Regions from separate parts of the Homo sapiens genome. Here regions 2 and 3 are each linked to region 1. A link is a loop called in an ENCODE intact Hi-C map of the cell type or tissue named here. Cell type or tissue: heart right ventricle. All regions are shown on one strand.

What was found. Peaks named below come from ENCODE experiments on the same cell type or tissue, not always from the same donor. Only the 100,000 strongest peaks of a DNase experiment are listed, where the experiment ranks them.
Region 2: a loop joins it to region 1, with 2.0 times the contacts of the local background. A loop is called at or near these places in 3 of 110 quality-filtered maps.
Region 3: a loop joins it to region 1, with 2.9 times the contacts of the local background. A loop is called at or near these places in 5 of 110 quality-filtered maps.

What each region holds. Positions count from the first base shown.
Region 1 is chr4:159,209,997-159,217,996 of GRCh38, forward strand. RAPGEF2 (Rap guanine nucleotide exchange factor 2) reads left to right here. Exons shown (of 30, transcript NM_001394067.2): 4 at 504-587. Among named protein-coding and RNA genes, the nearest start is that of MIR3688-1, 85 kb to the left of the region's middle. In heart right ventricle, no CTCF peak of the experiment used is centred here; a DNase peak (open chromatin) is centred at 3,137; H3K27ac peaks cover 5,848 bases.
Region 2 is chr4:159,341,133-159,349,132 of GRCh38, forward strand. It overlaps RAPGEF2 (Rap guanine nucleotide exchange factor 2), which reads left to right. Exons shown (of 30, transcript NM_001394067.2): 20 at 432-815; 21 at 1,847-2,058; 22 at 2,149-2,272; 23 at 2,904-2,927; 24 at 3,974-4,197; 25 at 5,657-5,866. Among named protein-coding and RNA genes, the nearest start is that of MIR3688-1, 220 kb to the left of the region's middle. RefSeq lists a silencer at 345-639. In heart right ventricle, no CTCF peak of the experiment used is centred here; no DNase peak of the experiment used is centred here; H3K27ac peaks cover 3,407 bases.
Region 3 is chr4:159,394,863-159,402,862 of GRCh38, forward strand. No RefSeq gene overlaps it. Among named protein-coding and RNA genes, the nearest start is that of MIR3688-1, 270 kb to the left of the region's middle. RefSeq lists an enhancer at 6,461-7,660. In heart right ventricle, a CTCF peak has its summit at 3,699; DNase peaks (open chromatin) are centred at 3,690 and 6,209; H3K4me3 peaks cover 1,031 bases; H3K27ac peaks cover 7,648 bases.

The DNA of each region.
Region 1 (8,000 bases):
GTGTGCTGTCTTTTCTGTAACAAAGAAGAAAGATGATGGGAGGGATAAGAATATATGTCCATTATTGTGTGCATATACATAAAGAAATTCTAAAAGAATACCGAAGAAATAGTGGAGAAATGTGAGAACTTGCTGGACAGGGAAAATGATTAGAAATAGTAAGTTTCACTGATAGCTCTGGGTATTTTTTCATTTTATGAAGCAAGTGAAAGTATTTCATGTTCAAAAAAAGTAAAAAAACTTAGAATGGTAGATGCTATAGGTCTAAGGAACATTTGAAACATTTAAATGTACTGATAAATATATTTGGTGTATTTCAGGGATACAAAGTAATTTGTAAAAATGATTTCAGTAGTTGAATAATGGTATTTTTATGAATGTGTTGTATGCTATTCTTTATTATTTTAAAAGTAATATGGGTGCTGCACTTTGTGCTATATGTTTTAATTTTTTGTTGTTGTTGTTATAGGTAACAATCTGATTCTGTTACCTTTTCTTTTCAGCCCTGATGATATTGGGACCTGCTGGTATATCCTTCTTTCTGGTTCCGTGTTCATCAAGGAATCCATGTTTCTTCCAAGAAGCAGGTATTGTATAGACATTCTGTAATAGATTATCCATGAAGCTTGAAATTCTTTTGCAGAATTCAGTTCTAAAATTCTTTTCTCTTCCTGTGTTCTCTTCTGCTGATACAAAGCAAGACAGTACTTTGGGGTGTTGATGCATGAATCTTTAAGAAATAACTTTGTTTTGTATATACTTTTCCAATCTCTTTAACAAAGGGCAAGAACAGAAAACATGCTGATGACATGTGCATTTGTTACATGATCATGTCAGCTGTGTTGAGGGCACATTTGCTCCTAGGGAATAAAATCAGCTCAAGATAGCTTAGATAAAGGGGGACGAACTTAAAGAGTATAGCAGGCAGTCTCATAAACATCTAAAGAGAGGCAAAGAAAGTTCATTAAGACCACATGGGACTAGAAATGGAAAGCCAGGGACTTTCATTGACATTTTTTGCTTCTCAAGACCATATGGCCTTTCATTTTTGCATTTGTCTGTGGATTGGCTACCTGCTCTGTAAGGCTGTTAATTCCTTTCTCCCTGTGTCTTTGGCTTGTATGTGCTGACTACTCACTTATGGCCTTATGTCCCTAATGTTTACATTGTTTTGACTGCAGTGCTGGTATTGTCTTTAGATTCCTCAGGATACAATCTGACTGGCCTGGGTTGGGGCGGATGTATTCCTCTGTTCCAACCAGCTGTGGCCAGAAAGGGTTAGGGCTCATCTGTTACATACATGATTGCCTAGATTCAGGTTCCCCAAGGGTGTCAGCTACTGAGTTTCAGTAGTTACGTTTCTGTGTGCTTTTCGCAAGTAAATAATTTTTACTAAAGGTTTTAAAATTTTAAGTATTTTTATTTTAAATTACTAAATAAATATTTTATTTGAATCGACTAAAGTACAGGGATTGCCCCTTTCTGTCACTTAGCTCTTCTATAAAAATATTGTAATGTCTTGTTGATAAATATTCTGACTGGGTCAGGGTCATATTAAGAATCTATTTGAAAGATGTGAACAGATTTTTATAAAAGGTCAGAGTCTGAAACAAGGAGAGGTAATTTTGCACTGTAGAGAAAGATCAGCCTGGGTGTGGTAGCTGACGTGAGTAGAATGGGCTTTTGGTGGCCAGAATGCTAGTGAAGGAGTGCCAGAGGCACGTTGCATTTAATTAAAAATAATCTTGGGTGCGATTCTCATGCCTCTTTGCCCTTCTACTTCTTTGAGGTCAAATTGGCAAACATAGTCTCTTTGGAAAATGGTCACATGAGGGAGGGACACTCTATTGCCTGCTTGTTTCTGTAGTAGCAATAGTCTTAGAAATGATGCTAGCATTGGTGGTGGTGGTAGTAGTAGTAGTAAAGATAGTAATAATTGTAGTAGTAAAAATAATAGTAATAAAAGAATGACGACAAAATAGCTAAGCTTTTACAGTACTTTCCATTTACCAGGCACCATTTTAAATGTTTTGTATATGTTAAATGATTTCATAACTCTCCTTTGAAGTGGGTACAGTTATTACCTGTATTTTATGAATGAGGAAACGATGGTAATACAGGATGGAGCGTAGTTGTACCTCCTGGAAATCTGCCTAGAAAGCCTAGAGTGACCCTGTGAACCAGCTTCGATAATTCTAGGAATTCTGTTTTCGGCAGGAATGTCTCCATTGGAATCGTAAAGCTCTTCCACTCCTTCAGACTCAGGACCTATTATTTGGTCCCTTTTTGGAGGTTATGTCTGACTCTATTTCTGAACTTAAAAGAAGGTGCTGGCAAATGGTATTTAAGCATTGGCATATTTTAAAAATTACATATAATTTAATATAAAAGTAGTAATTACTACATACATTTTCAAAAATAAAGAGAAGAAACATTATCAGCTAAAATCCTGTCATCGGAGATAATCATTCTTTAATAGTATTTTTTTCTCTACACTTATATGCTTGTATTTAAGATCATGCTTTAAATACAATTTAATGTCTTCCTTATTCTGGTTAAAGAATATATGTGTTGCCTTATAATATTAAAAATTCTTCAAAAAAGATTTACTCTTTATAACTTTTAGTGCCTATTTAACATTCAGCTATTTGAACTTTCCACAATTTAGTTAATAATTTTAAAGAATACATTTTATTATAAATAATGCTGTAGCAAATGTAATTTGAAATTTATGTCTTAAAAAGAGCACTGATTGTGACTTTATCATCATCTTAATACAGGGTCTGTTGTACAAACTAAATCCATAAGACTGAAACCCTAGAACAGTGAAGAAGCCAGTAGTGGTCGTCCTTGACTACCAGCCATTATCAAGTAGTCAAGTAACAGCTTGTTCTAACTTCTGGAAAGGGAACTTAATGTTCAGAAGACTGCTATTCTAGAAAAAAGAGTTCTTGCAGTTCAGACTTATTTCTTGAGCACATTGGACTCTACGTCTAATTATTTTAAAAGATGACATAAGTTATTCTTTTTCTGGCTGGATGTCAAGTGCTTGCCAGTTAGTACTTTAATAGGGTGAAAGAGGGAATGGCGGTTCCGACGGAATGACAAGCCAGTACTATATATAGGTTATTCCTTCATGTTGCACCTGCTGACAGTTTGCACCGTCCAAGTTGCTTGTTTCCTTTGGGGATGTTGCCTTAGGAATAGGACTGAGATTGTTTTAATGAGAAAGAGTTTAATGGTGTTATGTTGAAGATTGGCGTTAGTGATTCAATATATATTTCTCTTCCCAGAAAATATTGAGGTTCTATATGGATTAGGTATTACTGACAGTCCAGTTTATAAAACAACTAGTTTACAGATTATTCTTCACCCCAAGTTTTTATCATGTAAGCCTGGAAATTGGTTATCAGTATATAATAAGTCAACCAAGCATTCTCTTGAAAGTGCCAACTCGTTTTGACGGGTAATTCACCTTGAAAGTACCAAAGTAGCTTGAACAACATTTTTATATTTTTGATGAATTCTTATGAAATTGTTTTGACACATGATTTCATCCGGTGAAAAGGATGATATATATGGCAGAAAATCTGTCATTTGGCTTCCAGATTTAATTAGCCTTATTGAAATCCTCAGTTGACGTTTAAGTCAGCATTTTATGTTTTTCTAATTTTTTTTCTTTTGTTTTTGTTATCTTCCTAGATAGATGAGGGTGGTTTGGGTATGTATTTTTACTTTGGTTGTTTGAACATGAGTATTGTTCCTTGTTAAGATTTGTAGAGCTTATGAATTCCTATGTGACTGTCAGTGACAGCTTGCTCACTCTTCTCCACTTCAAGCAGTTTCAGTGATTATGAATGTTGTTTTTGTGAGTTTTATTTTTAATCTACTAGAAATTTGTCAAGTTTTGAAACATTGATATTTATACAAGTGCCTGTAATGCCATGTATTTTATGTTGTTACATATATTGTTGCCTTCAGATAGAGCTGAACTCTTATTTGATTTACAGTTTGTATTGAAGCAAGGTACAATTTATAGTTATTGTTTTCTTAAAAGTCTTATTTAAAATGAATTCAGTTTCTTTGTATCAATGGAAGATTGCTATCAAAGGTAATTTAAGAATGGAGTGTATGGGGTGAGAGAGAATATTTGCCATAGGTGAATATAGAAACAGAGCAAACTGTGATGTGTTTTTTCAGATCTATGAGTGAAGCAATTGTGGACACTGTTGTAAGGTTGTGTGCTGCATAACTTTATGAGGTGCTGATTACACCCATAGTCATTGTAGGTTGATTTATTAAAATAATTGACAGGCAGAGGGTAGTAAGAAGAAGGAGTTTTTCCTACATAATATTTTCAAAGGCATCATTTGCAACAGCTGTGGGGCTAGACAGCAGTAGATGAAGATTATCTTATGAGGTTGCAGATTTAGAAATGGTTTTCTAATGTACCTTTGCTTTATGCTATTGTACCTAATGGATAGGAAAACATTGACAATTTTCATTGCCCCTAATTACCCTAAATCAGTATATTTAAAAAATTGTAATAGAAATTGTGGAATTTAAAATTTTGTCTAAAATTACCCCATTCTATGAATGATGAAGCTTATTTCCTAATAAAGTCACAATATGATAATGAACCAACATATTATTTTTTGCCTGCTGACTTCCAGAAGGCTAGGAATTTATTAAAGATAGGTTCAGGCTGTATTTCTAAATGTGTATCTAGCTCTTTAGATTATTTGTTAAAGAAGGAGATAGTTTACCTAGGTTTTATGTTAACTCATTGAGTTAGAGTCTTTTTCTACTAATTTATCAGTCATTAAAAAACCTATTTGCAAAAGGAGAAAAAACAGTATACAATTTTTATTTTGTGGGGAGGGAGTTGTGGAGTCTTACTCTGTTGTCCAGGCTGGAGTGTAGTGGCACAATCTCAGCTCACTGCAGCCTCCGCCTTCCACGTTCAAGCAATTATTGTGCCTCGGCCTCCCAAGTAGTTGGTATTACAGGTGCCTACCACCACATCCTGCAAAGTTTTGTAGTTTTAGTGGAGATGAGGTTTCACCTTGTTGGCCAGGCTGCTCTCGAACTCCTGACCTCAAGTGATCCTCCCACCTTGGCCTCCCAAAATGCTGGGATTACAGGTGTGAGCCACTGCCAGTTTTTTGTTGTTGTTGTTTGTTTGGTTTTTAAAGAGACAGGGTCTCAGTCTGTCATCTGGGCTTGAGTGCAGTGGCGCAATCTTAGCTCACTGTGGCCTCAACCTCCTAGGCTTAACCCATCCTGTCTCCTCAGCCTCCCAAGTGACTGGAACTACAGGCACACACCAGCATTCCCTGCTGATCTGAAAAATATTTTGGGGGAAAGATGGGGTTCTTGCTGTGTTGCACAGGCTGGTCTCAAACTCCTGACCTCAAGTGATCCTCCCACCTTGACCTCCCAAAGTTCTGGGATTACAGGCATGAGCCACTGCACCTGGCCTGTGCTAGATATTTAAGACATGAACCATTGTTATACAGAGAAACTCTTTTTATGTTGGTCACAGTCTTAAAAAATCACTGCTATTGAAATGTTTAGTCTGATTTTCTTAATAAAATCAATTTTATCATAGAAGTCTCAAAGGAAGGGCCTTTTAATAGAAATAGTCATGTGTACCATATTTAATCATAAACAACATCTTTATTGCTCTGATAGTTTAAAACTTTTTATATCTTTTATATAGAGCATTTGGAGAGGAATCTCTTCACTTTCTTTTATGTGGTGACCAGGTAGGGACTGTAAGGTTGAAGGGAAATTAATCCCAGGGTAGCTATTAGTCTAGGAATTTCCAAGATGCCAATAGGAGGTTGGTAATTAAGGCTGGAAACCGGAGAGATTAGGACAAAGACTATACAGAGAGTGGAGGCTTCTCATGCATGGACTCTAGGGTCTGAAATACCAGGTTATTTGGGCATCAGACTTAGTAGGCAAAATAATCTATACTACAAGTGTGTTAAGAAATTTTATCTGTCACTGAAAATGTACTGGCAGTGGGAACTGCTGTACTGTGAAGTGCCATCAAAATTGAGGTTTGCTTCAAGGGCCCTTTCCATGCTTATCTATGGATTATCCTGCTCATTTTAAAACATTAATTGAAACATGCATTGACCACACTCCTACTGTGTGGTCTCTACACTGAGTCCTGGAATATTCAAAGGAAGCAAGATGATCTACCCCTGCCATCATGTAACTTAGTATCTGCTTGGGGCGATGAGGCGGTTGCATAGGAAATAGAAAAAATTCCCTGAGTGTCATTGAACAAGTAAGTTGTACGGTGTAAATTGACATGGCAAAGACCATACAGAATGCAAAATCATTTCAAAGATGGGTATTTTAATGTATGTGGAAGGTCATCAAGGGTGGCTTTTAAGGGGGTATTTTCTGAGTTGGGTTTATAGTTTAGATTGTTGGAAAGTGGTCAGAAAGAAAATGTGGACATGATAAAGAACATGAGTGATGGCACAGAGATAGGATTCAGCGAGGACAATTCAAACATAACCAACAGCTTGAGTGAGGGTAAAAGAATGAGATCAATTTATCTAGAATGCAAGTGTAGTTTAGGGAGTGAAATAGTTACAGAAGCATTGGTAATAGTGGCATTGATGAGAGCTCTACTTTACAAAGCTGTATAACTTGGTTGGAAAGCTGGGACTGTTGGTAAATTAGGTCTCAGGTAACACTGGCAGAAGGTTGAAAGAAATGTGCATATCATGTATTTGCACCACGTTGACTGTGTCCATTTACAATTAGTGCTTCTCCTTCATTGATACCAACTGTATCCATAATTTAAAAATTAAAATTGTGCTGTGGTACTCTTAATAATCACATTTTAAATTACAGCTGGCAGTTATAATGAGAATAAGTGGAGAAACAGGACATTTAACTAATCAGTTTGGAGAGGCTGAAATACTATTCTCATTATGATTCTCGTGACAAACAATGAGCTACTTGAGTTTAAAAATCGCAGGCCTACTTTCTGCTTGCCGGTGCTGCGTGATAAGTTAAGTGATTGCTCTGAGAGCTTGCAAGGTTTTTTTTAGTAGTGAAAGGAGGTAAAACAATGGATGAGTGGTTCTATGTGGCAGAGACTGAAGACAAATTTACTTGTTTGTTTTCAAGTGGGATTATTTATTTTAATTTTGATTTTGATTTTAGATTTAGGGGGTACACGTGCAGGTTTGTTACAAGGGTATATTGCTTGATGCTGAGATTTGGGTTTGATTGAACCCATCACCCAGATAGTGAGCAAAGTATACAATAGGTAGCTTTTCAATTCTTGCCCGCTTCCTTCCTCCTCACTCTTGTAGTCCCCAGTGTTTGTTGTTGCCATGTTTATGTCCATGAGTACCTAACGTTTAGCTCCCACTTATAAGTGAGAACATGTGATACTTGGTTTTCGGTTTCTGTGTTGCGGCCTCCAGCTCCATCCATGTTGCTGCATAGGACATGATTCCATTCTTTTTTAAGGCTAGTAGCATTCCATGGTGTATATGTACCACATTGGCTTTATCCAGTCCACCACAGATGGGCACCTGGGTTGATTCCATGTCTTTGCTATGGTGAATAGTGCTGAGATGAATGTGCAAGTGCAGTTTTCTTTTTGGTAGAATGATTTCTTTTCCTTTGGTTATATACCCAGTAATGGGATGGCTGGGTCAAATGGCAGTTCTATTTTTATTTCTTTGAGAAATGTCCAACCTGTTCTCCACAATGTCTGAACTAATTTACATTCCCACCAATAGTGTATAAGCGTTTGCTTTTCTCCACAGCCTGTCCAGCATCTGTTGTTTTTTGACGTTTTAATATAGCCATTCTGACTGGTGTGAGATGGTATCTCACTGTGGCTTTGATTTGCATTTCTCATAATTATTGATGTTGAGCATTTTTTCGTATGTTTATTGGCCACTTGTATGTGAAGACAAATTTAAGTGTTTCTTATTTCATGTAAAGAGCTATATAGG
Region 2 (8,000 bases), 130 kb after region 1:
TCACAGATTATTGATAAGAAAATAAGAAAATAAGGAAAATAAGAGTGATGACGTACTTGGGTCTAATCTTTCCTGCTTCCTGCCTTAGGGCCTAGTCCCTTTTTAAACTAAAAATGTGGATATTTTCTGTTATTTTTAACAAAAAGGGTAAAATACTTCAGAAATCAGGAAAAGAAAGGATAGAAAGTGCAACTAGTGCGAGTGAAATTCCATGTGATTTGTTTGTTTCTACCACCTACTTCTGGATAGACAGTTCTATGACCAGGTAACTGAGATAGCAGCTGTGCTGTCTGTCTTGGTTAAAAAGAAATCTTCCATAATTCAAATCAGTGCTCTCTCAAACTTTCCATAAAAAGTAGCATTATTCTTTCAAGGAATATCATGAGATTGCTGCTTAGGCTTTGACTCTGATATGTTTCTGTTTTTCATAGGTATTATCTGAAAAACAACATGGAAACAGAAACTCTTTGTTCAGATGAAGATGCTCAGGAGTTGTTGAGAGAGAGTCAAATTTCCCTCCTTCAGCTCAGCACTGTGGAAGTTGCAACACAGCTCTCTATGCGAAATTTTGAACTCTTTCGCAACATTGAACCTACTGAATATATAGATGATTTATTTAAACTCAGATCAAAAACCAGCTGTGCCAACCTGAAGAGATTTGAAGAAGTCATTAACCAGGAAACATTTTGGGTAGCATCTGAAATTCTCAGAGAAACAAACCAGCTGAAGAGGATGAAGATCATTAAGCATTTCATCAAGATAGCACTGCACTGTAGGGAATGCAAGAATTTTAACTCAATGTTTGCAATCATCAGGTAAGAGAGCACATTTTTTCTTAAGATTCAGTTCAGTTCACAGATTTAAAATATGTATCAGTCCAGGAACATCATATAATTAGTATAAATGCTATAGGTTTTAATTGACTCATAAGAGACAATTCTTTTTCTCTGAATCCTAACCTTAATCCTTAATTTAAAATCTCTCGTATCAAAAAAACAGCTGTGCCAACCTGAAGAGATTTGAAGAAGCCATTAAGCAGGAAACATTTTGGTAGCATCTGAAGTTCTGATTTGGAGCTCAGAAAATCTATATCCCCCACTTTTTTTTTAAGTTTGTTTCAACTTTTCTCAATATCAGTTTATTTTTCTGTGGAAATAACAATACCGCAAAGAGTTATCAACAAGATTAATGATGTAATGTGTGTGGAGTTCCATCAAATAGCACAAAGCAGATGGCCGGGAAATGTTAATTTTCTTCCCTTTTTTTAAGAGCTTAGATTGAGGTTAGAAGAAAAAAAAATGGCAACAATTAGTTATATTGATGTTGAGGGTGATTATTAAATTAGTCATTTTCTCTGTCTGGGAGTTTAGTCATACTCTCATTACTATCATAGCTTTTATTTTATTTTATTTTATTTTATATTATTTTATTTTATTTTATTTTATTTTATTTTATTTTATTTTATTTTATTTTATTTTATTTTATTACTAGAGGATATTTGCTCAGTCGGTTTTATCAAATGGCCGCTATGGGCTAAGCACTGCTATGTGTACATACTGCTGTGTATGGAAACAAAGCATCAATACTTACATTCAGGTGGTTTTACTGATAGTAAACAGATGAGGTAGGTCTATACGGAAGAGAAGAGTAAAACGCCTTGGCTTGACCCTGACCCTACTTCCCTGTGCCATCTCATTCCCCAGAATTATCATGAACAGTTTCTTATGCAGCCTTCTGTAAATTGTTATGCATATAAAGCATAAACATAGAGATGTTATATGTCAATAAATAATCTGTACACTATTTTACTTTAGTTGTTATACCATGTTTCTTTTTCTCCTCTCAGTGGCCTAAACCTGGCACCAGTGGCAAGACTGCGAACGACCTGGGAGAAACTTCCCAATAAATACGAAAAACTATTTCAAGATCTCCAAGACCTGTTTGATCCTTCCAGAAACATGGCAAAATATCGTAATGTTCTCAATAGTCAAAATCTACAACCTCCCATAATCCCTCTATTCCCAGTTATCAAAAAGGATCTCACCTTCCTTCACGAAGGTAAACATAAGGCAGAGGGTTTCCATCTTTGCTTGAAGAAGCACAGAATAAATGCCATGTGATTTCCTTTTCCTCCTCTGTCAATTTCAGGAAATGACTCAAAAGTAGACGGGCTGGTCAATTTTGAGAAGCTAAGGATGATTGCAAAAGAAATTCGTCACGTTGGCCGAATGGCTTCAGTGAACATGGACCCTGCCCTCATGTTCAGGACTCGGTGAGTATGTCATCTTCAGTGGCACGTGTGAGAGTAGAGAAGGTTAAATTTAGAGCTTCCCAATAAATGATTTTTTTAAAGTTTGAGTATTTATATTTGTAGTACGGCAGAAATTATAGTAGGATGTGCTGAGAATCACCTGTGAGCTCTAATTTGGAATAAATGTCTTATTCTGTATAAAGTGTTCTTTCGGCTGTCAGTAAAAACAGTTTGTCTTTCAGACATTTTCAATGTAATAGACACAATTATGTGTTTCTTATTTCTCAGAACACTGACTTGTAGAGCTAAAACTCATAGCTAGTAGTATGCACTAAAATATGTAAATACCCCAAATAGTCTTGTCTCAATATCCACACAACAAATTTAGCTAGCAGTGTAGTAAAAAGTGATTAATTCAGTGAAAGAGAGAAAAGTCAGTCTTAATTCTAGAACAAAAAATTTAAATGTATGTGTCTTTTAAGCCAGAAAAATATTTCTAGTAAAGTTGCGTGTGTGAGGTGATTATGCAGTTTAATGTTTGTGGGCTTCTAGAACTGCTTATCCAGAAGTCTAGTCCTTTCTTTCTGAGCTTGTGATCTTTCTGTCTCTCTTTCTACACCCATGCTTCAATCTCCATGGCTCTCACTTACAGGAAGAAGAAATGGCGGAGTTTGGGGTAAGTGGTGGAGACCTTGCATACCCACACACAGTTCTTATTCTGCTCATTGCATTGTTTTCTTACCTGCTGTATTTTCTGATGCTTTGCATTTTTGCATTTTTTTCCTTAACCCTCGTGCTGTAGCAGAATTTCAGATGGCAAATTGACTTCAAGTTTAATCTGTTGGGGCTTTTGCTTTTGAAGTCATGATCCATGAGAGCTGTGAAATGATTGATGATTGTTCTGGGGAACTACAGGCCAGTTTTTCTGAGCTCTTAGAAAAATTTTATTTTCATATAATTGGTGTGTCTCGAAATGCAGAAAGCTCAAAGTAGGGGGAGGGGAGGAAGGATATTAGAAGGGAAAAGTTGTGCAATTAAAATATTTCACAGATATGTGAGAAATAAATATATTTAATATAAAATAGGTGCCCCCAGGTGTTAAACCCAAATTTTTTACAGCTCAACTAACTACTATTTTCATTCTGTATAAACCAATCCTTTTTAAAAATAATTCTTAACAATTCATGTGCTCAATGGTTTCCATACATATATGTTTACATTTGCATGATTGTTTTATTAACAGATTGACCGTATTACTTTAAAAACTCACCACATTCAACTCAAGGCATAAGAAGACAATTTTGAACATTGTAGCTAATTTTATTTAAATTTATGTATAATATCCTCTTTAGGAGAAGTAATTTTAATGTTGCAAATCTTAATGATTATAGCTGTGTATTCTTGCATGAGCTTTTACATGTAATTATTGTTTTCTGGCACCTGTGAGAGAACTGCCTTAAATGCTCTATAGAGTGAAAAGTAGAATTTCCTAGTTGGAACTGAACAGGTGCCAAACATAAATTTTTATATGTATATTATGTGTAATTTTCTTTAAATTTTTAAAATCTGTATTATTCTATATTCCTGTGTAACAGTTTACTCACTGGAATGAGGCATGTGACCTTTTGAACATAGACTATTAATATCAGTCTTGGCACATTTTAAATAGATAAAGTACTCCCATGCTAGAGTGAGCTGCATATGTACCTTTTCATCTTCCAGGTCTCTCAGCCAGGGTAGTACAAATGCAACAGTGCTAGATGTTGCTCAGACAGGTGGTCATAAAAAGCGGGTACGTCGTAGTTCCTTTCTCAATGCCAAAAAGCTTTATGAAGATGCCCAAATGGCTCGAAAAGTGAAGCAGTACCTTTCCAATTTGGAGCTAGAAATGGACGAGGAGAGTCTTCAGACATTATCTCTGCAGTGTGAGCCAGCAACCAACACATGTGAGTTTTTCCTTAAAGTGGCTGCAGACTTTGGCTAGGATGCAGATTTGTTTCCTGTGCAGTGGTATGGGCAGTGACAAAATAAGGCTTAGTGCAGAGGGGGAGCTAGCAATCCTGAGATATACTAGTCTTTTCCTTGAATGCTAATATTTAATACTGGGTAGCACTGTGCACGGCCAGGCCGTCATGTCAACTGGGTTAGTATGTGGAAGATGACACTGTCCACATCTAAGGCAACCCATTACTTTAGTTTCACCTGGACACAACCAGTACACATGCAACAGACGCATATATAGATATGGCTCCCATTTACATGTCTTACGTTCTCACAAAGCTACCCCCAAAGTATGGGCAACCTGAGGGGAGTCAGGGCATAAAATTGGGTGTGCTGGCTGCCTTTTAACCACTAGCCCAGACAACACCGAACAACAAATTCAGCTACCAGTTAGTTAGAGCAATGATTCTGCTCCACAGTGAACCACAATAGCCTTTAAAAATCTGGTTAATCTATAAATGGGGCAGTTTTTTTTTTTTTCTAAATCTGCATCTTGACTTAAAAGACAAAGGCATTTTCCATTCAGTACACACCTGTGTCTTTTATGGGCAGGTTTGAAGATGTCTTCTGTAGGATTTAATTTAGATAGGTGATTTGAGAAGATTTGGATTATTAGATTTACCCAGGATGCTGTAGAAGCACTGTGTCATGGTGAAGAGCTTGTCCTCTGGAGTCAGAGTGGTCTGAGTTCAAATCCTGTTTGTCTCCTCTTACTAGCTGCAGCCTTAGGCAACTTACTTGACCTCCCTAATCCTTAGTTTCCAGGCGTGTAAAAGGGAGGAAGCATACATATGTCATTGAGTTTTTAATATTAAAATGCTACATATACAACATTTTATTGTCCTAAATTGCTTTGCCATTTATCTACCACAAAATATATACTCAGTATGATACTGAAGCATTATTGGCTACTGTTTGCTTGCATAGATAATTCTACCTCCTAGGAATATGGTAGTAAATAGATTGCAGTTGACAGCATTTATTAAATAAAAACTTAGCACATACATGTCAAACAATTTGGGACACCGTTTTAGAAAAATAGTGCCTGATGACTTTTCTGTTGTAGCTTTTATCACGTATTTGTTTCTTTCATATACATGGATATAACATATTGAACTACCCACATTTTTCTATATTTTTAATGGGGTGTTTAATAGTACAATCATCTTTTGAGATTGCTGACTTCATAAAGTAGATACCTTTGTCCTGCCACATATCTAATATTTTCTGTAACTAGGGTCCCCCATCCATTTTCTGTGCTTCATAAAGGCAACAGGAAGAAAGGTGTGCATTAATTTAGTATTCTAACTGCAGAAAATGCTCACACAGTTCTAGAATTATCTTCTACATACCTACTAGCATCTAAAATTCTTTGTTCTATTTTCAAACCCAAACAATTATCAGTGCCTAAGAATCCTGGTGACAAAAAGCCTGTCAAATCCGAGACCTCTCCAGTAGCTCCAAGGGCAGGGTCACAACAGAAAGCTCAGTCCCTGCCACAGCCCCAGCAGCAGCCACCACCAGCACATAAAATCAACCAGGGACTACAGGTTCCCGCCGTGTCCCTTTATCCTTCACGGAAGAAAGTGCCCGTAAAGGATCTCCCACCTTTTGGTAAGTGATTACATTCATTTCTTTTTTTGGTGCCATTCACTGTCATGGTTTGCAAATTAGGAAAAAAATATTTGTCTTGGATAACTTTGTCTAATATATTTGAGTTTCTCTGTAATTATTAGCTCCTAATAAAACATGAACACTCAGCAAGTTAAACCTGACTTTGCCAATGGAAGGGGTTGTTTTTATAAGTAATATCTCGTTTAGTCATGCTAATTTGCTACGACAGGGTGTTAATAGAGAAGTTATGTGTCTATTAATTTAATTTTTGCTAAGCGCAGAAGATGCTTTGTTCATTTACATTATTTAAACTGGTTTTGCTTTACAACCAACAAACTGCTGGGATTTAAGCAGAATATTTTTAAGTTAAATGAATTGTCTGAAGGTAAATTCTTATTTGTTGACTCACTGATTCTATAACTTAGAGGGAAAAATAAAACAACTAACTCCTGAATATGAAGGAGCTAAATTACACTTCATCTTTCCTACTAAAAGAAAAACATCAGCCAGGCACGGTGGCTCACGCCTGTAATCCCAGCACTTTGGGAGGCTGAGGCGGGCAGATCACGAGGTCAGGAGATCCAGACCATCCTGGCTAACACGGTGAAACCCTGTCTCTACTAAAAATAGAAAAAATTAGCCGGGCGTGGTGGCGGGCGCCTGTAGTCCCAGCTACTCGGGAGGCCGAGGCAGGAGAATGGCGTGAACCCGGGAGGGGGAGCTTGCAGTGAGCCTAGATCGCACCGCTGCACTCCTCCAGCCTGGGCGAAAGAGCGAGACTGTCTCAAAAAGAAAAAGAAGAACATCTAGTAGTTTAGCCCCTTTGTGGAAGTGGTACAACACAATAATTTTTCATAAAATGTACACCTTCTTTTTTTTCTACGTATATGTGAATGAAACAGTTAATAAAAAACAAATTATTAAAAATAAAGGGATAGTAGGCTGGGTGCAGTGTCTCATGCCTGTAATCCCAGCACTTCAGGAGGCTGAGACGGGTGAATCACTCGAGGCCAGGAGTTGGAGACCAGCTTGCCCAACATGGGGAAACCCCATCTTTACGAAAAATACAAAACTTAGCCTGGCGTGATGGCGCATGCCTGCAGTCCTAGCTACCTGGGAAGCTGAGGCACAAGAATCGCTTCAACCTGGGGGGTGGAAATTGTAATAAGCCGGGATTGCATCACTGCACTCCAGCCTGGGCGACAGAGCAAGACTCTGTCGATAGATAGATAGATAGATAGATAGATGGATGGATGGATGGATGGATGGATGGATGGATGGATGGATAGATAGATAAAGATATAGAGAGATAGATAGCAAAGAGTTTACTTAGATAAAATTGGGTGTTGATAACTAAGTCCCTGCACAGTTACAGCCCATCTGTATGGCTTGGGTGAGAGTCATTTCGTAGACCCCTCACGTACTCTGTATCCTCACCTCATTCCATCTGATCAGCAAGTGTCCTCTTTATTGATATGGGGAGAGAATAAGAAAAGAACACCTTTCCTAGGTACATTTCTCCTTTCAAATATTTGTGTTGATCCTCTCATCACAAACACATTGAATTATGTGTTTCTTTATATATTACGTTTTGAATATGCATGCATTCCTGAATCCCCTGCAGTCTGTATCGTCTTTATGCAGAACTTCTCATATGGAAGATTATCAGTCTTCACTTTAGCTAAAAATGCCTATTAGCCATATTTAATATAATGTAGATGTCTCTGAGTATAAAGCTCTATCCCCCATGTTTCTGAAGCCATAGCTCTCAAAATGTCTTTAGTTCCATTTATGAACTTTAGAAATGTGGATGAAATATTATATGTTGTCTTATATTTATTTAGTTTAACATACACATTTAAAGTCACAGTATATAAAATACTAATTTAGAGACACTACAGGTGTTCCCCCCACTCCAGTCCATAAAATAGTTTTGTTCTATATACTTTCTACATCTTTAACATTGGTGTCTTTGTCATCACTAGCACCACTTTTGAAGTATCTCACACAGCTTTCTCAGGCATAATATCTTCACATCCATCCAACATGGTTTGAAAGGTAGTACTTTTTAAATCTGTGTATGATGCTGGCCTTGGAAATTTTTTCCAGATCAAAACTACCCATTCAATTAGCT
Region 3 (8,000 bases), 180 kb after region 1:
TTTTTCACCTGACTCCAGTGTTGTCTGAACATCCACAAACAGCCGATTAACACGATATAGCTCAAGGATAGATGTGAGAATCTAACTTTAAGAAACCAATGATAATTTTACCTTCAGAAACTGTGTCTAGATATACTATTAGATGCTCCATGGAAAAGGCTCCACTTGGTGAAAAGAAAAAAAAAGGTTCCACTTGGGTCTTATCCTGGTGTAGTGGACGTATTAATTTTGTTTGACCATCATCCATTTCTCCTTCTTCTATGAATTTAACCTTTATCTTGGGCTGGGCGTGGTGGCTCATGCCTGTAATCCCAGCACTTCGGGAGGCCGAGACGGGCGGATCACAAGGTCAGGAGATCGAGACCATCCTGGCTGACAAGGTGAAACCCCGTCTCTACTAAAAATACAAAAAAAAATTAGCCGGGCAGGCACCTGTAGTCCCAGCTACTCGGGAGGCTGAGGCGGGAGAATGGCTTGAACCCAGAAGGCGCAGCTTGCAGTGAGCAGAGATCGCACCACTGCACTCCAGCCTGGGCGACAGAGCAAGACTCCATCTCAAAAACAAACAAACAAACAAACAAACAAAAAAACCTTTATTTTGGGGAGAGTGACCACCCCTCTTTATCATGTGGCATAGGTCAAATGCTCACTGTTTATCATGTGGCATAGGTCAAATGCTCATGCTAAGTTTAAAAGAAATTTTTTTACAGGGTTTCTCTCTGTTGCTTAGGCTGGAGTGCAGTGGCGCAATCATGGCTCATTGAAGCCTCAAACTCCTGGGCCCAAGTGATCCTCGCACCGCAGAATCCTGAGTAGCTGGGACTGCAGGCATGTGCCACCAAGCCTGGCTAATTTTTGTATTTTTTGTAGAGGTGGGTGTCTCCCTATGTTGTCCAGCCTTGTCTTGAACACCTGGCCTCAAGTGATCCTCCCACCTCAGCCTCCTGAAGTGCTGGGATTACAGGCATGAGCCACTGCACCCGGCCTCATCCTAGTCTTAAGGAAAGCACATGACTCAGGCCTGGCCAGTCACAGTATCAGAGCTTGTTAGTTACAATGACTGGGTGAGTATTGTACTCATGACCTCAGCTAGGTTGGGAAGAATCCTTTTTGGGATTTTTGCTGGAACTTTTGTGAAAGAGGCATTGTCTCCTGTTGGGGTTGCCACATGGATCAATTAGAAGATGACCTTTTCTCGTAGCTATTTTTTGCAAATACTTAGGAACATTAGCCTTTGTCTGGAAAAAAAAAAAAGCAACACAGACGAAAGCAAGTCAAAAAGATGGAGTAAGTAAAAAAATTCCTAAAGATGTAATTGAGTACTTGCTTCCCTCTGTGCCCAAGTCTATCTGTACCCCTGCACTTTTCAATTTTGTGAGCCTACACGTTTTTAAAAAATTTAAGCCAGATTAAGCTAGGCTACTCTGGCAACCAAAAGTGTCCTGATTAATACAGTTAGCTTTGTGTGAATTGGAACAATTGGCCAGGGCAAAGAATGAAATACTGTTAGCAGGTCTTGTGGTCCTGGTTGAGAGAGACTGAGGAAAATTAGATTAGAGGACACAGTTTTGGCCGGGTATGGTGACTCATGCCTGGAATCCAACATTTTGGGAGGCTGAGATGGGTGGATCACATGAGGCCAGGAGTTCGAGACCAGCCTGGCCAACACAGTGAAACCCCATCTCTACTAAAAAATATACAAAAAAGTAGCCAGTTGTGATGGTTAATACTGAGTGTCAACTTGTTTGGATTGAAGGATGCGAAGTATTGATCTTGGGTGTGTCTGTGAGGGTGTTGCCAAAGGAGATTAACATTTGAGTCAGTGGACTGGGAAAGGCAGACCCACTCTTAATCTGGGTCAACACCATCTAATCAGCTGCCAGCGTGGCTAGAATATAAAGCAGGCAGAAAAATGTGAAAAGACTAGCTTGGCCTAGCCTCCCAGCCTACATCTTTCTCCTGTGCTGGATGCTTCCTGCCCTCAAACATCAGACTCCAAGTTCTTCAGTTTTGGGACTCGGACTGGCTCTCCTTGCACCTCAGCTTGCAGACAGCCTATTGTGGGACCTTGTGATCATTTGAGTTAATACTTAATAAACTCCCCTTTATATATATATATATGATATGTAATAGGATATATATATAAGATAGGATATCCTATTACATATCATATATATCCTATTAGTTCTGTCACTCTAGAGAACCCTGACTAATACACCAGGCATGGTAATGTGCGCCTATAATCCCAGCTACTCAGGAGGCTGAGACAGGAGTACTGCTTGAACCCAGGAGCTGGAGGTTGCAGTGAGCTGAGTTTGAGCCACTGCACTCCAACCTGGGGGACAGAGTGAGAATCCATCTAATAAATAAATAAATAAATAAATAAAACAAAAGGAAAGCATTTTAAATTAGCAATTTAAAATAGTGCAGACCACCAGACAAAAACCTAGTTTTGTCAATTGACCTGTATTGTAATGCATAAAACCAAAAATTATTTAAAAACATAGTGCAGGGTGATCCACATTATTCAAAATGAATTAAAAGCCATACGTATTAGCCAAAATAATAGCTCCCTCCCTCAAAGAGAAGGTGATGTGAAGACAGAAAAAGTATAGAGCGAGGCCAAGGTGGGTGGATCACTTGAGGTCAGGAGTTCAAGACCAGCCTGGCTAAGATGGTGAAACCCCATCTCTACTAAAAATACAAAAATTACCCAGGTGTGATGGCACACACCTGTAATCCCAGCTACTCGAGAGGCTAAGGCACAAGAATGCTTGAACCTAGGAGGCAGAGGTTGCAGTGAGCCGAGATTGTGCCACTGCACTCCATCCTGGGCAACAAAGCAAGACTCTGTCTCAAAAAAAAAAAAAAAAAAAGAAGTATAGAGCGACGTGAGTTAGAACCAAGAAATGCCAAGGCACCTCCAGAAGCTGGAAAAAACAAGGAACAAATTCTCCTCTGGACACTCCAGAAGAGACCAGCCCTGGCAATGTAAAACAAATTTTAGATTTCTGACCCCCCAGAACTGTAAAAGAATACATTTGTGTTGTTTAAGTCACTATATTTGTGGTAATTTAATACGGCAGCAAAGAAAACTAATAAGTACACCCTGTTAAATGAGGTGGGTAGTTTTGAGATGGACCACCTAATATTGGAAAGATATTTTGCGTCTTAAACTTCTAGCAGCTGTAAGAGGGAAAAACATCTCCAAATATGCCTGGGCTTTATTTCCTAAGTGAATTAAAAGAACATTGCTAATTAAGGGTAAAGATGGAGATTTTCTAGTGATTCTTTGAAAGGATCACCAGGTTCAGATTGTGTCATGGTGCTCATGACTTGATCACCTAGTTACTGCAGAGACAGAGAGTATTAGGAGGCTTTCAAGGAAGGTGGGCCGATTCTCTAGCCAACGTGAAATGTTGGTAGACAAGAAGCTAAACTTCCCCCCAAGAGACAGTATGTCAGTCAGGAAACTATTTCCTGTCCGTTGAAATATCTTTTTATAGCTGGGAAAAACTTTGGGAAAACCAAGTGGTGAGCCATGGAAAAGGGTTTCTTTGTTTATTTACTTTGGCTTTTCGAAATGTTCTTGGACTTGAGTGGACGTCTGACTCTGGGGAAAACAGACATAAGGACAATTAAAGATGTCCCAAATTGACTCTGCTGGGAGGAACATTGCTCGTTGCTGCCCTCCAGAGAAGTTCAGAGAGGGAACAATGAAAAGCAGAAGGCTGATGAAGAAAGGTCAGGCTGTATGCCAACAAAGGTCAGCCCGTATGCGTGTCTGTTGCACCTTGCGTAGCCTGTGAGTTTGCCTGAAACCTTTCCATAGAGATAGCAAAATATGCTTTCAGCTCAACTTTAATTTAGAAGCCATATCCTATCTTGGTTGAGTGCCACCTTGTTTAAAGTAACATATTCTGGATCTGTGTAGCTGGGGACACAGAAGGGGCCCACCATGAGATTTTAGGCTTGTGAGCATTCTTTATGCAGGCTTCTCTTTGCGTTAAGCTCTTCTGGAGAGACAGTGACCGGCCGGTTGCCAGAATTGGCCTTAGCACAAAATTCTTGGACAAATTTGGGGCAAGATCTCTTCAAAAGTCCAAGCTGTGGGTCATCAGGGGCAGACCCTCACCCTAAGAGGAGACGTTGAAGTCAGCCAATATTGTCCAGAAATTAAACGCTGGAGGGGGCCAGTGATTAATGGCTCACGCCTGTAATCCCAGCACTTTGGGAGGCTAAGGCAGGAAGATTGCTTGAGGCCAGGAGGAGTTCGCGACTGGCCTAGGCAACATAGTGAGACCTCCATGTCTACAAAAAAAAAATTAAAAAATTAAAAATGTAGCCAAGTGGGCCGGGCGCAGTGGCTCACACCTATAATCCCAGCACTTTGGGAGGCCAAGGCGGGCAGATTGCCTGAGCTCAGGAGTTAAAAAATTAGCTGGGTGTGGTGGCATGTGCCTGTAGTCCCAGCTACTTGGGAGGCAGAGGCAGGAGAATTGCTTGAACCCAGGAGGCAGAGGTTGAAGTGAGCCAAGAACACACCTTCACTCCAGCCTGGGCAACAGAGCAAGACTCTGTCTCAAAAAAAAAAAAAAAGTAGCCAGGTGTAGTGGTGTGCACCTGTAGTCCCAGCTGCTTGGGAGGCTGAAGTGGGAGGATCATTTGAGCCCAGGAAGTTGAGGCTATAGTGAGTCATGATTGCACCGTCTCAAAAAAAAAAAAAAATTAACCAGGTATGTTGGTGTGTGTGCCTGTGGTCCCAGCTACTTGGGAAGCTGAAATTGAGAGGATGCTTGAGCCCAGGTATTAGTTTGAGGTTAAAGTGAGCCATATGAAGACACTGCATTCTAGCCAGGGCCACAGAGTGACACCCTCTATGAAAACAAAACAAAACAAAACAAACCAACAAAAAAACAACCCACCATAGAGAGGGAAGGTATAATGGTTTTAGGCATTTAATTTTTTGGTGTCACTGAAGGATTTTGTTTTTAATTTAGATTCTTCGCAGGAAGAGTTGGTGATGGTGGTGATGGTGGTTGTAGCTGTAGAAGTGAGGAATGCATTTGTTTGGGGAGGTTAAAGGGGACCATTTTACACTGAAAGATGAACGTAGATGTAAAACTAGTAGCTACAAGAAATTAACCAAGAATAGAGTGAGGCCAGAATTAGACCCTCAAAGAACAGCAGATAACAAAGATATCCCCTAAAAGCAGCGAATATTTACCAGGTGTTTACTCTGCAAGAGAGATGGTCTTTTTTTATGTCCTTTACCTATTTAAGCCCACACAGTACCCCTATCATGAAAGTGCTATTGTCAGGATTCCCATTTGACAGATGGGAAATGGGGGCCTGGGAAGTCCAAAACCACCCAGCCAGTAAACAGAGGAACCAGGCTTGCACTCAGTCAATCTCTGTCTAGAGCCACCGAAGAAAAATGGGAGAAAAAATTTGATGCTGCAAAAGACGCCCCTCAAAGATAGATAATGATGCCTCCAAGCCAAAGGGAATCTGCCTGCTGAGAGGGGGTCACTTCTAAAGGCACTCCTTCCTTAAATGGAAGGCGGAGGGAGGCAGGGCAAGGTGACTACCCCTGCCTTCAGCATGGTCCTGGCAGCCCCCTCTGTGCATTGAATGGGGTGTGTCAGGCCAGAGTGGGCTGGGGCTTGAGTGTGGTTGGGGGGGAGTCCTGAGGCGAGGATAGTAAAGATGGGACATGACCCTGAGGGCTCAAGCTCAGGACAGGCTCAAACATCCCTTTCTTCCTGAGATGGGGTTGTCTGACTCCCTGGGGGAATGTGATTCTGTTTGCAGTTAAACCAATTTGAATTAATCTAGCAAGTGTCAATTCTTTCCCTCGGAACTGTGTAGAATGCTATTCCAAAATTAGACTAACTAGTGAAACCTTCTCACAGGCTTCTTTTTTACAGACTGAGATAATGTTTCGCTCAAAGATGCTGCTGGATGAGGCAGACCATTTTAATCACAGTGAAGCTTCCCCCCCAGGCTTTCGCTGCCTCTCCCACCTTGTGGGGACCTGCCTGGGAGAAGTTTCACACGCGCCCCCGCTCCACCTCCCACCCTGCAGAACTGCTGCTGGCTGGACGCTGGCTGCACCTTCTCGTTGAGAACAGCTGCTGGCTATTTCCTCATTTCTAAACTTCCGAGGACAAGCTTGGAGTGCAGCTAAGCCTTTGGAGATGCTGCAGCTACTGTTCTGATCCTGGGAGGTGCATTTCTGAGGCGGACAGTCAGCACTGACAAGACAAGTTGGAGGGAACGAGCTGGCTGAGGGCTGGGGAGCAGCCCCTCTCCTTGGAAGAACTCTGATGGGAAACAGATGCTAAGAAGGGATTTATGGTTTATTCCAAGGACAGATGAGATAAGTTGTGGATGCACATGATTTTGTGGGGGAAGCAGGGGAGACCCAAGCGGGACACAGCCAGCCTAGCCCGTCAGCAATGAGAAAGTGTCCTTGGGTCTAGATGGGTGTGCCTGGGAGCAGGGCTTGGATCTTAGGCATTGACGGTCACCATCTGCAGGACAGGGGCCACCAGTCCATGGATATCTGATCTTCTTAGGGTCCCTGGAAACAAGGGGGACAAAATGCCTGAAGGCTTCCTGCTGCTCACTCCTCCCCTCTGAGTCCCTCTTCCTGACCTGCTCCACACCCTCTGTTCTTCCTCTCCCGCCTGCTTCTCTTTTCTTGCCTTCTCTCCACCCCTTCTTGAGTCTGCTCTGTTTATTTCATTTCCTTTTTAAAATGTTGTCAGCATCCTTTAGCTAAGGACAGCCATCAGTATCACTATTCTGTGTTATTTTTCTCAGGTAAAATGCTATTTTGTTTAGTAACCAACCCTGCCCAGCCCCCCACTCCCCGTCATGCTTCCTCTATTTTTACCCCGCACAGCCAGCAGCAAGACTGGGGCAGGAATACAGAGAGCACTCTGGGTTCTCCCCCAGCCTGAGGCCCTCCCTCGGCAGGACCCAAGGAGCACTACACAGCCCAAGGGCTCTGATAATCCACCAGGCCCCATCCCTCCATTCTCTCTTTGTCTCCGATACAAATTGCCTGGCACCAGTGCCCTAGAGCAGGCTATAATGAGAGGTGATTATCCCATCCCTGCAGGAGAGCCCTGGGACAAATCCTCCAGCACTTATGGACCTGTTTACTTCAGTTACTACTGAAAGTCCAAGTCCAAGCCTTCAAGGTCAACCTTCATTACTCCTACCGTTTTTCCCATGGGGTTCAGAACATTCTCTCATCCGACTCATGCTCCCACACCTCTGTGACCCTCAGTCATTCCTCTGAGCCTCTGGAATTCAGAGTGTGTCATCAGTACAATTTCCTGTCTTCGTTCTCATCTGGGAACATTTCCTTCACCTTCTTGTTTAACTCTGAGCTTTCCCATGCAGCCACTATTACCCATATGTGGCTGTTGAACACTTGAAATGTGACTAGTCCAGATTGAGATGCGGTATCAGCATAAACACATACTGGATTTTGAAGACTTCATATGAAAAAAGGAACTTAAACTATCTTGAAGGATACTTAGGTGGGTATAAGATTCTGTGCTGACGGGGCGCGGTGGCTCATGCCTGTAATCCCAGCACTTCGGGAGGCTGAGGTGGGCGGATCACCTGAGGTCAGGAGTTTGAGACCAGCCTGGCCAACATGGCGAAACCCCATCTCTACTAAAAATACAAAAAATAGCCGGGCTTGGTGGTAGGCACTTGTAATCCCAGCTATTCAGGAGGCTGAGGCAGGAGAATCACTTGAACCCAGGAGGCGGAGGTTCCAGTGAGCTGAGATTAGTAATTAACTAGGCCCAATGCACCACTGCACTCCAGCCTGGGCAACAAGAGAGAAACTCCGTCTCAAAAAAAAAAAAAAAAAAAAAAAAAAAATTCTATGCTGTCAGTTCTTTTCTTGTAGCCCTTCAAAAATGTGGTTGTCACTTCCTTTTGGTCTCCATGGTTTCTCATGACAATATGTTGTC